Regions from separate parts of the Mus musculus genome. Here region 1 is linked to region 2. The links are chromatin loops, found by intact Hi-C in ENCODE. Cell type or tissue: gastrocnemius. All regions are shown on one strand.

Evidence for each region. A loop is a pair of places that touch in the nucleus more often than their neighbours do. Peaks named below come from ENCODE experiments on the same cell type or tissue, not always from the same donor. Only the 100,000 strongest peaks of a DNase experiment are listed, where the experiment ranks them.
Region 1: it touches region 2 in a loop (2.7-fold over the local background); 3 of 42 quality-filtered maps call a loop at or near these places.

Annotation. Positions count from the first base shown.
Region 1 is chr7:67,509,800-67,517,799 of GRCm38, reverse strand. It overlaps Lrrc28 (leucine rich repeat containing 28), which reads left to right. Exons shown (of 10, transcript NM_175124.5): 10 at 2,622-4,390. The coding sequence ends at 2,694. Among named protein-coding and RNA genes, the nearest start is that of Gm34079, 7.0 kb to the left of the region's middle. In gastrocnemius, no CTCF peak of the experiment used is centred here; DNase peaks (open chromatin) are centred at 2,719, 3,210 and 3,979; H3K27ac peaks cover 1,559 bases.
Region 2 is chr7:67,615,737-67,623,736 of GRCm38, reverse strand. It overlaps Lrrc28 (leucine rich repeat containing 28), which reads left to right. Exons shown (of 10, transcript NM_175124.5): 4 at 4,626-4,663; 5 at 5,607-5,744. Among named protein-coding and RNA genes, the nearest start is that of Lrrc28, 25 kb to the left of the region's middle. In gastrocnemius, a CTCF peak has its summit at 3,650; a DNase peak (open chromatin) is centred at 3,663; H3K27ac peaks cover 2,886 bases.

The sequences.
Region 1 (8,000 bases), 110 kb after region 2:
CCTTCCTTCCTCTCTCCCCTGCCGTCCTCTTTCTCTCTTTATTTTATTTTGTATATTACTGCCTGCATATATGTATATGCACACATACATGCCTGTTGGGTCCTCTAGACTGGGATTACAGATAGTTGTGAACCACCATGTAGGTGCTGAGAACTGAAACCAGGTCCTCTGCAAGAGCGACAGTGTTCTTAACCTCTGAGCCATCTCTCCAGTCCTTTCTTTCTTTAGAGGTACAGGTCTTATTCTGTAATCATGGTTGGACTAGAACTCACTATGTAATCCAAGCTAGCCATTAATTCATGACCGTTGTCCTGTTGTATCCTCTCAGCTCTCGTCTTCCCAGCATGAAGCACTACTCCCAGCTTAAATGCTTTGTATAAGTGTTATTAAGATCACATGATTCTCCTTAGTTAGCTTGTTGACGCATTGATAGATTCAACTATTCAGCCCCTTACATGCCCAGAGTGGCTCTCCCTTGATCTCTGTGTATAGTCTGTTTGTTTGTTGTTTTAATCCCTTTTGATGTTACTTGTTGAGTAACTTTTAGTCTATTCTCATGAGAGATGTTAGTCTATAATGTTCTGGGGCTCAGGTTTTGTTTGTTTGGTTTCTGTTTGATTTGGGAGTCAAGCAAATATTGTCCTCATGAGTTGGAAACTCTTCCTTTCTGTAAAGGAAATTGTATTAAAGCCTTATTGGTCTTTACTTGTTAGGATTTAACTGTTAGGGTCTAAGAAACCCATCTGGTAATGGAATATCTTTTAAATGACAAATCCAACCTCTTCAGTGGTCACAGGTTCCATGGGTTAGCAGAGGTGAATTCTGGCCATTTGTGTTCTTCAAGATAATGATCTTCTAGGCTGACAAGTTTATGTATTGAAAAATGTTCATACTGTCCCTTATGTCTCTCTGTGGTACTACAGGCCTTGAGTATTGGTGACGATGGGTCCTGCCTCAATAGAGAGGCTAGGCACTTCCTTCTCCAGCAGCCACCCTACGGGAGGCCATTGAAACCTTTTTTATGTAAGAGAACATTAATGTTCTTAGGAGATAGATTGGTTTCCAATATGATGAAATTTCTAAAGGCTCAAGATTCTTAGATTAGTTCTGTTCAAAGCCTTAAGTTCCTGTCCTCATCAACCCAGATCTTTGCCTTACCTAAAGACCTTCACATAGCCCTTTCCCAGCGCTAAGCAGTAATTGATGCACAGGTGGGCCAGCTTCAGTTGGGATCCACAGCACCTACATAAAGTGGTGTTGGCAGACCACCTTGTCTGTAATTCCAGTCCCCAGGAAAAGTGAGCCAAGCAGCCAGTCTAGTTGAACTGAGAGCTCTAGGTTCAACCGAGGAACCCCTGCCTCAGTATACAAGGCGGGAAGATCAAGGAAGATGCACTGTATCTGCATCTGGTCCCCACATTTATGCATACACATGCACATTCAAACAGGCACCCACACTACACACACTTACATATGAAAAACAAGATACCTTTAGTCTGGTATCTGATTTGCTATCCTCTGAATGTGGGCTTCAGCCATATCTTTTAGCTCATGAGAAAATTATTTTTTAAGGGTCACCATAGAAATTCTCTCACTGTGTCTTGAACTGGGGCTGGAAGACATTAAGCATATCTGAGTTTTGGTTAGTTAGTTTGGTTGGTCTTTAATTCTGTTCAGTCAGAACTGGCTCTCTCACCCCACAGACTTCCATGATGCTGTGGCTTTTGAGTGTTCCAACTGCTCGCTCTCCCAGAGCCTTGCCACTCTCTGTCACTCCATCTGACATTTTGAGTGCACATGATGAGCAGTGCAGCTTCAAGGGAGAAAGGCAGAGTTAGGATTCAGTGCTGAGCAGTCAGCACAGGCCGTCCTGGGAAAACAGCAAAGCACTCTCCCCACACCAGACGTCGGCTCTCTGGGTGGGAAGAGGAGCCTCTACGAGCCTGTGCTGTCCAAAGCACATGAGGATCCCCAGGGAACTCGTGACTCACCAGGCAAAGGTGCCCAAGCAGGAGAAGAGCATCTCCATTATGTAAGACCTTGGAGTCACATAAGCCTTCTGAAATTATTCTGTGAGCGCTCTGTGCGAATGCGTGAGGATGGATTCCTTCAGATGGTAGGGAGGACTCACGCTCTGCAGCCTGTGTGTTTTATAGCTAAATTGGTGGTGCTTTTTCTTTTTATGTTGTTGTTGTTGTTGTTTTCGTTTTGAGACAGGGTCTGACTCTGTACCTCAGGCTGCCCTGGAACCCATAGCAATCCTCCTGCCTCAGCCTCCAGGTAATGGAAATATAGATGTGAAAAAATATACTTAGCTGAGACTTTTATAATGTATTTCATGTTCTTTGATTGCCCTTTAGAAGATGAAAAAGCTTAGCTGTTAACAGGTATGGTTGTCATCCAAACCCTCTAACAGAAGGGGCACACATGCACACACACGCCTTACCTGCAGCCTGGGCTTAGATTGAAAACGGCACCTTACATTTCTACAATGCAATCTGCTATTCATGCCTAGTCACTTGTTCTAACAAAGAATGAAGTGTCTCCAGTGGGGAAGAACCAGACGCTGCACTCCTGAGCTAACAGTGTTCCTCTCTCCCTCTGTCTCTCCCCACCCCCAGGAGGACAAGTATTGGCTTCGTGGCTTACTGCTGCTCCACCCAGTGTCTGCGGACTTTTAACCTGCTGTGTTGATAAACACTCGAGAGCCTTAGGAGCACTGCCAGCTCAGCCACTGCGACTGCCTTCCATCGCCAGTGTGTGCGGCCAGGCCAGGAGAGTCCAGCCAGGCAGGACAGACCCTTCCATCCTGCCTGCCCTGTCCTGAGGAGGGCCGTGCTGAACTCTGGGAATGTCCTGATTGGGCTTCACAACTAAAAGGCCTTCGCTTTTCCCTCAAGTCGGAATACATCCTCCCCCAAATGAAGGACGTGTTGTCTTCTGTGTTTTTCTTTGTATGTGAGTGTGTCTCATATATAAACTTAGTCAAATGAGCTTCCCCACATCTAATTTAAAGCGAGCTGCAGTTCCCTGAAGAACTCTTAATTTGATAATAGAACCAAATTAACTGTTGGATGACATACGTTTGGTGATGATCCTGCCTTCCCCCAGAGGATGATTTCCCCTGGAGATTATTCTTAGGAGCTTCTCCATTGGAAACTTGTCACTTTCTAGAGTCTCTGCAACGCCTATGGCCTCAGCAGCCAGCATAGCAGGGCAGGGTGCCCGGGCTGGAGCAGCTAGGCTCCTGCAGAGGCACAGCTGGCTCCAGAGCACACGCCCTCTGGAAACTTCCTGTCTTATTTCTAAGTTTTGCAACCTAGGAAGACATTTTTTGAGAGGGATTTAAAAACAAAAATGTAGACACAAATTAAATATACTTTTGTTCTAAACTACTATAGAAAAAGAAGTTTTGAATTTTTTTTTTTTTTTTTTTGCTAAGATTTTCCTATAATTGGGAAGTTTGAGGCATCTGATGCTCTGCTGTGGATGGGGCTTAGTGGTATTTACCCGGTACATGAAATTGCCTTCATTTTCCTCTGACTTCTCCCTAGGGAAACAGAAGGAATGAACGGGTCCACATCCCACCTTTGCAAAAATCCCATGAGCTTTCCCTTGCCAGAGAGATGAGCTCTCTGGGGGGACAGCTGATTGGCTCTTCCTCTGAAAGGATGCCACCATAATCTGTTTTACTTTCAGGTGTTCGTTGGGCTGCTTTGGGGGGGGGGTAAAAGTTCTCTGTTTACTGGTATGATTTATGTAAGACAAGACTGAAAGGGGAATCAAGAAGGCTTGCTTGGTGGGAAAGCTATTTCCCAAAACTTTGGTTGGTGACATTTTGTTAGCCAGCCTGACTGTAATTCTAGGCTCTAACAGTGCCAAAAATCCTACATAGTTACTGACAAGTGTGTGATCTCTTTGCAGTCACACCACCTGCTGCCTGAAAAGCAGACTCTTCCAAGTAATGGCAGAGGCAGAAAGCGGCCATGCATGCCATGTGTGGCCACTGTCCCTACTTCCTCCCGTCCCTTTCACAACTTGCTCTGTTCAGCCTTAATATTTCAAAGGCCTACAGTATAATAGGAGCTGAGCGTCTGGATCAAGTGTATCTCTTCTTTCATCCTTTCGGAAGAATGGAAGTTTCAGCACAACCCCGACATGTATATAAGCTGAAGGCAGGAAAATGTGGCCTGACACTTCACATCCGTGCTTGACTTAATTGAACGACAGGGAAACACAGGGCTGCATCTGTGTTTTGCCCTCGACCATCTTATGTCTTAAGTGGAGCTATGAAATGTCACCCTGATACTCAGGAATTCTCATTGAGAGAAGGTGTGGGATACTTTTGTTCTAACTTGTTTAAATTCTTAATAAAGGTGTTTACACTCCAGGTGTCTTCTCTCCTCCTGTTACTGCAGTGTACTGAACCACAGCAGGGCCTGGACACACAACCTCTAGGCTGTCACTCTCAACCTTAGGGTACAGTATCTGGACTTAATTGATGAGAAGTAGAACTTACAAGGTGGTTTCTCTGGTGCTGTTCCTCATGGAGACCTTGTGCTGGACTCCCTGACATCATCATTAATCTTTTGCTATTATAAAAAGCTGCTATCAACCGAGGGGATCCTGCCTGTATGCTGTGTACTCCAGTTGTGTCTAAAGCTTTGGGAAAAAAGCAAGACTTATTTTGTATCTTCTTTCCTCCCTCTCCCTCGTTCCCTCCCTCCCTCTGTCCTTCTCTCCCTCTTCCCCCTTCCTTCTTCTCCCTCCCTTTCCTGGAGATACTGCATGCTGAGTAAGTACCCTATTGCTGAGCTATACCTCCAGCCCTATATGTTGTTTCTTCTGATCAGATAGACAGATATTTCATACAATAATAATAATATAATAAGGCTGCTTGGAAAATGTAATCTGTTTAGGTAAGTTTTCATCTTCATCCCATGTGTGGTTGATTAATGCTAAGTTAAAAGCTAAGCTAGCCTTTGAGGACAGGTCTTTCTATGATGTATAATCGAACCAAAGAGGCCTTTTTAGTTGATTCTCCACTGATGCTTTTCAGTATAATTGTTACCATAGCAAAAAAAAGTCCTGATTACATTAACATTGTGCAAGTGAAAAATTCTGTATTTTCAACTAGTATATATGTGTAATAGATATACATATTGCATATGTGTAATTTAAATGTTGACAGTTTTATGCATTTATATAGTAACTTTTAGTTGTTGAGGAGTTTCAACTCTGACTGGCAGAGCAGAGTGGTGAACTGGGCTTGCTCTCTGGTCCTCTTCTTGAACCACTTTTGGTCATGAACACTCACGACAGCCTTTCACAGACAACTCACCGACTGACTGACAAGCATCTCACGTTTGTCTCACATCGAGGATGATGAGTTAAAATACAGTCTAAGAAGAATCCTTCACCACTTTACAGGCTCCACGTGCAATTTTGTTTAAATATATACATGTATTTCACAGTCTCCGGGGACTTTCAAACCAGCTTTAAAGTTATTAGTAAAGTTCAATTTCTCAGGTTGAAAACTCAGACCTTATTTTGACTATAGAAAGCTCAGGTGTGATAAATGCTTCGGTGGAAATTAAAATTTATTTTTAAATTATGAACCCAGATTGGGAATGGACAGACACCATGAAAGCTCCGGTGACTAGATACTGAGACATAATGCACTCTTTATATTTGTGAACTGTAATAGAACCCTGGGCCAGCACATAATTTGAGTTTTGTGATTGCCTTCTAGTTTGCCCCCGTGAAGCTCTGCTGTGTTTCCCCAGGAACTCTGAACATCCTGCCTTTTCTTAAAGCAGAGAGGATTCAACGAGCACATACCCCTGAAAAGAGCTCCATGTTTAAACCCAAGTGTGACTGTCCCCATCCAGGAAGTACCTCCCAGTGACATGAGCTAGTGATCTAAGTGATGCAGGTGTCTGTAGGAAAGGCATTGAGCATAGCCCAGCGACTGTCATCCTCAGAAAAAGACGGTGCTTCTCAGTCTAAGATGCCCTTTGAAGCATGCGGGACTGACTGCATGCTCCTTTGCACTTCAGAGACAGCGAAGTGCTGGCAGCCACAGCGAAGGCGGGACAGAGGGTGGGTTGGAGATCATTTTTACATGTAATTAATACACAAGAGTTACTAGGTTTGGGTTTGTCACTTTGCTGTAGGGAGAGGATTACCTTTTTATCTGTATAAAGACTATCAGGTTTTCTTTCTTCATACTGTCCTAAGGGGGTGTGTGTATGTACATGTACGTACACATACATTCACTTGGAGCATAGTCTTTGTCTAAAATGTGTATTATGTGTAGTTTGGTCATACGCTTATGGAATAATTGATATCTTTAGAATAACTGAACTTGAATTATGTGAATGCTCAGAAACGTAGGTGGTAGAGTCTTCACTGTTTCAAACAAATTCATTTTGTTAAGGGAAAGGGGACATTATATATTTTGGTCAGAGCCAGTAAAGTGGTGGGTAAAAGACATTTGAAAATTCTCCATACTGTATAAAAGCAAAGAGAAAATTGTCCAGGGTGTTAGAATCCACTTTTTTTCAGAACTCAACAATTACTAAAAAGTGCAGCAATCCAGGCAGTGTTTGATGGGCCTCGACAGACTGGGGGGCCTTGATTATAATAACCTGCCCCGTTCCCATCTCTACTGCAGGACACAAAACTGAGCTAGCAGCTGTGCAGGGGCCACACGGTGGGGCAGGATGGCTGGGCCTTTCTCGGGTCCTCATTTCCAGATCATGTGAGCTTGCCAGCTGTGATCACAGCTTTTCCAATGCTACATTTGCTGGGAGATCTTCAGAGAATTGATTACCATGTGGCTGCTAGATCTAGTGGGTGGCCTGTGGAACTAGCCATGGGCTAAGCATTTTAAAGGAATGAGGCAGCCAGAGGGTTTGAGGAAGGAAGCTTTGATGTCCCTTTCCTGAGAGTAGTCAGATGGACACTCACAATGCAGAGCTCTGCATGTCCAGAGGGTCCTATTCTTGTTCAAGAAAGGCCTGGTAGTATCCAAAGCACTTGTCTCAGGTTGCCCTTGAGGTTCTGTAAAAGCAGACAAAGCCAAAAGCAGCATTGTCACCTCTGCATGTTGCAGGATTGCCCCAATGTGTCCCCTGAGTCCCAAGAACGCGTGGTGAGACTTACTGGCTCAGGTAGGGAAGTCTCTGTCCCACCATTAGCTGATCACTAAACCGCCAGAGCAGACACGAGTGCACAATTATCACAAAGATAGAGACACTGCTGAACCACTTAGACTCACTAAAACCAAAGCCACAGCTATAGGAAACCGCTTAGGGGCTGCGTAAGTAGGACCTGAGTCACCACAGTATCCTCCAAAGTGTCCAGTTTTCCAGACCAAAAAAAAAAAAGTAAAACAAATTATGTAAGAAAAACAAGTGGAAACTGTACCTGAAGAAGTCCTGACATCGAATTTTTAGACAAAGACTTTATAGCATGTTAATTTAAATATTCTGAAGTATAGAAAACACATGTCTAAAAACACCAAAGGCAGGAACCAGGATGTAGCTCTGTTGGTAAAAGCGCCTTCCTGGAACATGTGAAGCCCTGGGTTCCATGGTGGCAAATATCTGCAATCCCCAACTTGGCAAGTAGAGGCAAGAAGGTTGTCTGTCTCAGTTACCCCTACAGTGTTTCAGGCCAGCGTGGGGAGAGTGCAAAAGTGATGTTTACCAAATAGAAAATATGAAACGTAAATTCTGAAGCCGAATGCACTAACAACAGTGAAAACTTGACAAGCTGCGTCCAACATGTTTGAGCTGCCAGAAGAGCAACAAGACTTTGGTCAGTTAAGATGATCCATTTCCAAGCCAGGTAGTGGTGGCAGCGGTGGCAGGCCCACACCTTTAATCCCACTCCAGAGGCAGAGGCAGAGGCAGGCAGATCCCTGAGTTCAAGACCAGCCTGGTCCATAGAGTGAGTTCCAGGATGGCTAAGGCTACACAGAAACCCTGTCTTGA
Region 2 (8,000 bases):
CGCTGTTTCTCATCACGGCCATTCTGATGTGACCATGGCCTCTATCGGTGGGGCTTCCCTTGTGTGTGTCTAATGGCTGGTGATGCTGAACCTCTTCATGCACCTGTCTGTCATGTGTGTCTTGCGTCAGTTCTTATGTGTAGGTTTTAATGGTTCCCGATGTAGTCTATAAACAGTCTTCTTCCTGGTGTTACTCATACTGTCTAGGACACAGCTCATCTCTTCATCCTTTGTTCTGTTGCATAGTAACGTTGTCTGCTTAGAAGCACTCTAGTGCATCAGCTGTGCTCTTCTGTCTGATGCTTTGATCTCAAGTGGAGACGCCTGAGACTCGGTGGTTTTCTTGTCCTTCCCTGAAGTCACGCTTTTGTTGTTGTAGTCCCAGGATTAGGGATCTTGGTTGTTAATATGTCTGTCTTTTGGCATTTGGAGGCGTTCATTCCCTCTAGCTTGCAGTTCATCAGGACACGTCTCTTGCTTTTCTATTTAATTTTTTGTATGTAAGATGGACTTTTTTGTTCTCTTGATCTAGTCTGAGGAGTTTCCTTTTAAAACGAAATTAATTTATTTTTGTGGTGGTGGTGCTGAGTAAGTAACTCTGCCTTCTGTGGAGCTCTGCTCAGCCCCAGGAGCCTCCATCTTTTCACTCCACTTTGTAGGAACTAGAACTCCATGCTCTTGTTTTCTTTGTGTGTTCTGAGCTTCTGGGGTTTATTTTCTTCTTTGGGTAACTCCAGACATTGGTGCAGCACATGTTTTTATCCCTCTGCTTGGTCTTTGGCCCTGACCTGTGAGACTCTTGCCTGCTCATCAGACTGTCAGGTGCATCCCATAATGGGCAGGACAGCTCTTTTTCAGTGTCTTTCGTGTTGTGCTTCAGTTTTGATAAACTATTTTTCTGCCCTTGAGGTAAGTTACTATGTTAATTTCATCCAGTGATTTTATATATTATATATTCTCATTTTATATATAGGTATCTTTGATCTATAGACATTTCATTTTCTTTAAATTTTATAGTTCTTACAATGTTCATAATTTTCATCTAGCTTCCTGACTGTGGTCACTATAATTATTTAAATGTCCTTATTTGCTAATCACTTGCTTAGTGGGTTTATTTGTATTGATTTTTTTTCTTCCAGTTTGGGGTTGTTTTCATCACTTGGATGGTGAGTTTTATAAATCTTACATAGTAATGTATTTTCTTTTCTTTTTTGTTTTTGCTGTGTTTGCTGGCATTTGTGTTTGGTTCTTATATGGTTTGCTTAGACTAGGAGCAATCTCAGATCTAAGGATAGGTTAGCTCTCTTGCAAAGGCCTCTCTAGGCTTTCTCTGGTTGGCCTGGGTAAGGGCAGGGCTTGGCAGTGCACTGGAATGTATGCCTCTTGGTCCAGAGAGCTTTGTGTGCTGTTCAGCTGATAGCTTTTCTCCTGTTTTGGTTGTTTGCCTGGTTGTTGTTTGTTTGTTTTGTTTTGCCCTGTTTCTCTTATGCATGTGCGTTTTATTGAATTCAGCAAAGGGTTATGGGATCTTTTAAGTTACTGGAGCTGTTTTTCGGGGGTGGGGAGTCGGGGAGTAGTTCCATTGTTTCCTGAAGCCATTCCCCTTGGCTGCTAACTGCTTCAGTCCTGATAGAGGCCCCATAACCTAGGAATTCTCTTCCTATTCCATAGTTCAGAATCTCCCTACTTGCCTTGCTAGTTCTTTTTTTTTTTTTTTTTGGAAATATAGTCTTTGTCACCTGTTGTCACTGTCTGAAAATAGTTGTTTCATAGATCCCATCTGGCTTTCCCTTGTTTATAGCAGGCAGGTCAGTCTGGTCCCTGTTACTCATTATGTCTAGAAGTGGAAGTCCTGTTCCTTCAATTAAGAAGAGAGCTTTTTACTGTAGTGTATGTTTCATGGTTACAGGGAAGTTGTAAAGATAGCACAGGCTGTTCTGGTATACCCCTCACCCCGTTTCCCCTGGGTTAACATGAGTTCCATGGGACATTTGTCAACACTAAAACATTGATGTTAACATAGTGAATAACACTTTGTTTCAGTTGATTATAAAATAACACAAAAAGACCAAGTCATTTGCCAAAGTGACTGTACCCTTAAGTGGTATGTGTACTAGTATGAATTTGATTTCTGGCCGTATTTCAGCAAAATATGAAAACTAGCTCCATACATCCGTCCTCTAGTCCCCCAGACACGGGCCATCATGCTCTTTTGTGACTGTATGTGACTATGAAGGTTCAATAAAGGCAGTGGGGTGCTCTGGGGGACCTGTCACCCAGTTACTAAGAAAGGGCTTGCTGCCTGTTCCACGTGGACTCTCAGTTTGTTGTCTCCTAAAATGATTTGTGGAATTGGGATTGCATTGTACTTAGTGCACAAATGAGTGATCTTTTGGAGACCCTGATAGTTCCAATGTGTAGTTAGGATCAGGAACACTCTAGTGGTATATAGCATCTTTATTTTAATATAGACACATTAGTGTATTAAAATGTGTTGTTAAGTTTCAGTCATAATAATGGGTACTCTTTTTTTTTTGTGATTTTTATGTGATGGCATCTGTTCATATTTACATACTGTAGTGAGTGTACCTGCACATTGATTTACAGTTTTTTGGCACAAATGACCTTGAACAAGAATGTTTCCAAAGGAGCTGGGCATGGTGGCATACGCCTTTAATCCCAGCACTCGGGAGGCAGAGGCAGGCGGATTTCTGAGCTCGAGGCCAGCCTGGTCTACAAAGTGAGTTCCAGGACAGCCAGGGCTATACAGAGAAACCCTGTCTCGAAAAACCAAAAAAAAAGAATGTTTCCAAAGTATTGAGTTCAAAATGTGTAATCAATTCATATACACAGAGTGAAGAATGAGTTTTAGAGTGCACACTTGGTTAAATTGTGTCACATAGTTATCAAGTGAAGGCTTACTTCCTGGCAAACACAGAAGCCAGTCCTATGACTGCAGCTTTTGCCAAAAGAAAAGGCTTTGTTGCTTGATTGACTGTCAAGAAGAGCAGACACTCTAGGCTCAGGTCTCTCCTCTGTCAGCCAGTGGTGATGGAACATGGAAGGAAGGAGAGGGAATGCTTGGTGGCCAAGTGGCATGGCAGGGGTGCTTGTTTCTCCTCAGCTTTCCTTGTCTTCTCCTGAGGATGTGATCTTGTCAGACAGCCTGGTCGCTTCTCTTCATAGTATCTTTTGAAAAGCTGGTTTCAAACCTTAGAGTCATTAGTGAAAAGCCCTTAGGTATTTCCTGGAAGAAAAAAATCTCACATCTGAGTGTGTCTGGTCTTAGCTGATTTCAGAACCCACAGGTTAACATTCTGTACAGCACTGGTTTAATTCGGCATAAAAAAAGCCTTCACAATTTTTCTGCTTTTATAATTCTGTTCTTACTGACATTTTAGCACTCACTAAAGATAGTCAAAACATGAAAGAAAATTTCTAAGTTATATTTTAAAATACTTTGGGGATTTATTTTTTTACCTACAATAAATTGGCTGGTTTGAAATCAAGTGTTCTAAAATCGAGTTGTCCTACCTCACAAGAAAATCAGTTTTATTACTGATTTTATTTTTACTGTACGATCTCTGGCAGTCATGGCATGTAGCTCTGAATATATATAGTTTCAGATGGTACCTGGAGTCCCCACCAGAGTGTGCCAAAGATGCTTCAGTGGGAAAGTGTTGATGACTTAGACAAGCCTGGACTTGTAGGTCTTTTTAAAGAAGACTTCTGCTGCTGAGAAGTCAGATTTCTGTGTCTTGGCATCTGAGTATTTCTGCGGAGACGTTAGTGAACATCTAATCTCTATTCTTGGGTTACAGTAAGCATGCCAACTAGAGACATCTTTAAGAGTTTTCTGTTTGTTTTGTTTTAAAGATTATTTTGTTTGGGTATTTTCCCTGCAAGTATGTACGTGCCATATGCACACCTAGGGCCTGTGTAGTGAAGAAAAGGGTGCTTGTTTTCTGGAATTGGAATTATAGACGGTTAGGAGGCACCAAGTGGGTGCTGGGACCCTGTAAGAACAAGTGCTCTCTCTTAATGGCTAGCTGAGCCAGTTAGAATTGTCTTCAGTCCACTTTTACTGTTTAGAAACTAAAACTGATCTTTCCTTTTACACAATAGGTATTGATTTTTCTTTACACAGTAAATATATTTCTGAAAACCTAAATAATTTAATGAACTAGATGTACTAGTAATTTTAAAAAAGATTTATTTATTTACTATATATAGTGTGTTCTGCCTACATGTATGCTTGCACACCAAAAGAGGGCCTTACATCTAACTGAAGGTGGTTATAAAATATCACATGGTGTTGCTGAGAATTGAACGGGAATCTGGAGTAACCTCTGAGCCGTCTCTCCAGCCTATGGAACTAGAAATTTTTTAATGAGGTTAAATACCTTATGATTTTTTTATATTAATGATTTTAAAATGACTAAATCAGAAGATATATTTAATATTTGTTATTTAGCATATTACTCTCAAAGCATTAGCTGTTGTTATGTCTGTGTGTTTTGGAAGTTTTGCTTATATTTGATAAGTTTTCAAACAGAGCTTGTATTAGCTGGTTATCTGACAAAATACTGAATAATGACAGCAACTTTCCCCTCCTTTTGTCACAGGTACCTTCACTCAAATAACATAGTTGTGGTTCCAGAAGGTAAGCATACTTATAATTCTTAGTTTGAAAACAGTGTCATTTATATTTTGCTTTATAAAAATTTGATGAGCCCCGGACCCTGTCTTTCTATCTCTAGCTCCTTAAACCTATTTTGGTTGGTAAGTTAGGGAATTTTAATTTAAAGGACTTTCAATTTATTTGCTTTAAAATGTAAGTCCAGCTAAGACAGATTAAATGGAGACATCTAATAAGACAATAAATGGCCAGGAAAATTACTAGACAAACTGCTGTTGGGAAATAGTAAACTAAGTACTTGGTGCAATTAACTAAGAATTTAGTTACATATAAAATAATAGATTCTTTAAAATTCTTATGGGGGGGTGTTGTGGGGAGGGAGTGTGTGGGAAGAGGGTAGCAGAGGACCACTTTGTAACTTGTTCCTCAGATGTCTTTTTTTTGAGGGAAATCTCCCCTGGTCTGGTACTCACCAAGCAGGGTCAACCTAGACCCTCTCTGCGCCCCCAGCTCTGGTTGCAGGCATGTGCTGCTGCGTCCCCAGCTCTGGTTACAGGCATGTGCTGCAGAGCTTTTTAAATGTAGGGTTTTAGGGTCTGGGCTCAGGTTTCCTTGCTGGCAAGACAAGCACTTAAGCAGCTGAGCCACTTCCCAGACCCTGCTCTTAGTGATGCCATCTGAGGTGGGCTCCTGTGTCTCCCTGCTGGCTTCAAACTACTCTCCTGCTTCAGCCTCCCAGGACCACCCCAGCTGGGTTCATCTTCAAATTCTTTATTTAGTCGCACATTCCCCCATTGTGTTAATGTTTTTACTTGTTCTTAAGTTAATTTTATCTCAAGAGATGCTTTCCACTTTAATAACTTCATTTTCAAGTCCTGTGAGTGAAAGACAGAGTCAAGAGCGAAGCGTTCGCCTAGGAACACTGAGTCACACTCATTCTGCTTCTCCCTTCCTTTTCTCCCTGAAGCCATCGGGTCCCTCGTGAAACTCCAGTGTCTGGATCTCAGTGACAATGCCTTAGAGATCGTTTGCCCAGAAATCGGTGGTCTGAGAGCGTTGCGTCATCTTCGATTAGCTAATAACCAGCTACAGTTCCTACCTCCAGGTAACCCTGACTGTATAGTTTCTGTGTGTCCGGAATCTGTTTTCAGTACCGTGCACACCAGCAGCTGGTGTTAGATGTATTTACAAGTATCTGTTTAAGGATGGAACGAAGGACTGTAGGTGAAACCTGACCAAGCGTTCTGAGAACCCGGTGTAAATGTGAGAGGATAGTGTGTGTGTGTTTTGGGGCCACTGCTGGGGTTTTGATGAGTGTCCGCTCATCACTCTTCTCACTGCTGGGCAAGGTGATTGTGTGAAGAGCTGTTGGCTCTGAATTTCACATCAAAGAATGTGAGTAAATTTGGACGCTTAAGGTGTCTTTTTGTAAAAATAGTATTAATTAAAAACTTAAATAATATTTAACCTCATACTGCTACCAACTATATTCAATGCAGGAACTTTCAGGTCAGTGAAGAACATTATTTTGCAGGGTTTGATCATTCCAACTTCCAAGTTCTCTGTTTAAACATCCAGCGAGTTAGATGCTCTTTTTGAAGATTGCCCAGAAAATGTCGCAACAGGGATAGTTTTCGTGTTTGATGCTAACACATGTGTAATAGGGTGCTGGAAATGTAGTTCAGTTGGTAGAGTGCTTGCCGAGCATGTATGAAGCCCTGGATTTAGCCTCCAGCACTGTATAAACCAGATAAGGTAATACAGGAAGATCAGAAGTTCAAGGTTGGCCTCAGCTCCTTGGTGGGTTCAAGGCCAGCCTAAGATACAAGAGACCCTGCCTCAAAATTCAAACAAAAGAATGAAATGCATGAATCAAATGCTTGCAAACCCTGCTTATATACATATAAAGACACAGCACTTCTGCTCCATATGGTTGTTCTGCTCTTTGTTCTTTGCTGTGTATCACATTTTGTGGTGGAATGTGGTCATTTCCGTCCGGTGCATTCCCAGAAGTTAATGGTGTTTTTCTAACATCATTCGACTGCCTCTTACTAACCACTGAAGGTATTTATTTCCTGACTGCTTTCATATAACTTGTTTTATCTACACTTCTGTTCCGCAGGAATTCAGGCATGCTTTTTTTTTTTCTTTTTCTTTTTTTTCTTTTTTTTTTTAGTTTCCCAGCTTTGTTTCTGTCCTATGCACTTGGCTGTCCCTGTTTTGAGTGATATTTTATTCTGCAGCAACTGGGTGTCTTGAATAGGAGCTTTTAGGTGAGCCATGAGTAGGTTGTTTTGTTTTGTTCTGTTTTGAGATAGGGTCTCACTCACTGTGTAGCCCTGGGTGTCCTGGAACTCCCACAGCTCTACCTGTCTCTGCCTCCCGAGTACTGAGAAGACAGGTCTGTGCCACCACGTCTGGCCAAGAGTAGTTGGTCGTCTTCCTAGGCACTCTGTGTAGCTCTGGACAGGCCTCCTACTTCCTTGCCCCACGTGCATACATCTCATTGGGAGGTCATTTCAAATATTGGATTGTATTGGGAACAAGTCTAAACATCTCCCTGATGATGGGCTGTGTTTTGAGATATAGTATGAAGCAAAGAAATGGGGGAGTCTCTCCTGTTGTTGCTCTTCATCTGTAGACACTGGCTGATATGTGTTGGTAGCCCCTCCTACATAGAGACTCCATCCTGTTCTGTAGCTGATTTTTATGCTATATTCCCTCAAAAGGCTTCCCATTTTACTGTGGTGGTTTGTCTGTCTGGTATGTGTATGCATATGGGCTGCCATGTGCGTGCATGCATGTGTGTGTGTGTGTGTGTGTGTGTGTGTGTGTGTGTGTGCACGCACGTGTGTCCTTGAAATACCTTTGAAAACAATGTCATAGCCACTAATTGAGAAAAAGTATTCAGGATATAAATTAGCACAGGACACATATAAAAGGCCATAAGGGTAGCCCGAGCTCTCGAGAACTGCTCTGAAGAGTGTACACAGTTGGACTCTGCATGTCCAAATTGCTGTGAGGCTCAGTGCTATATCAGTGTCTGAAACTTACCATGACTTAGAAGAGTGGTTCTAAAACTTGTTCTTCCTCTGTTGGATTGCGGAGTCCTGCTGTTGTCTGCTTCTGTGTCTGCCTCCTCTCGGCATTCCCCTGCTCCAGTTGTGGGTGGCTGATGGAAGCAGGAGCAATGCTTTCCTAGGAAGTTTGGAAGAGACAGGGTGGGGTGTGCGTGGCGGATTGTGAAAGTTGATCTGCCTCATTTTCTGGATTATTACACTGTACTGTGATAACCTTCTCAGGTACTAGGTCAGACGTGTTAGAGTAAAAGAAAAGTGAACATTAAGCATCCAGTAGGTTG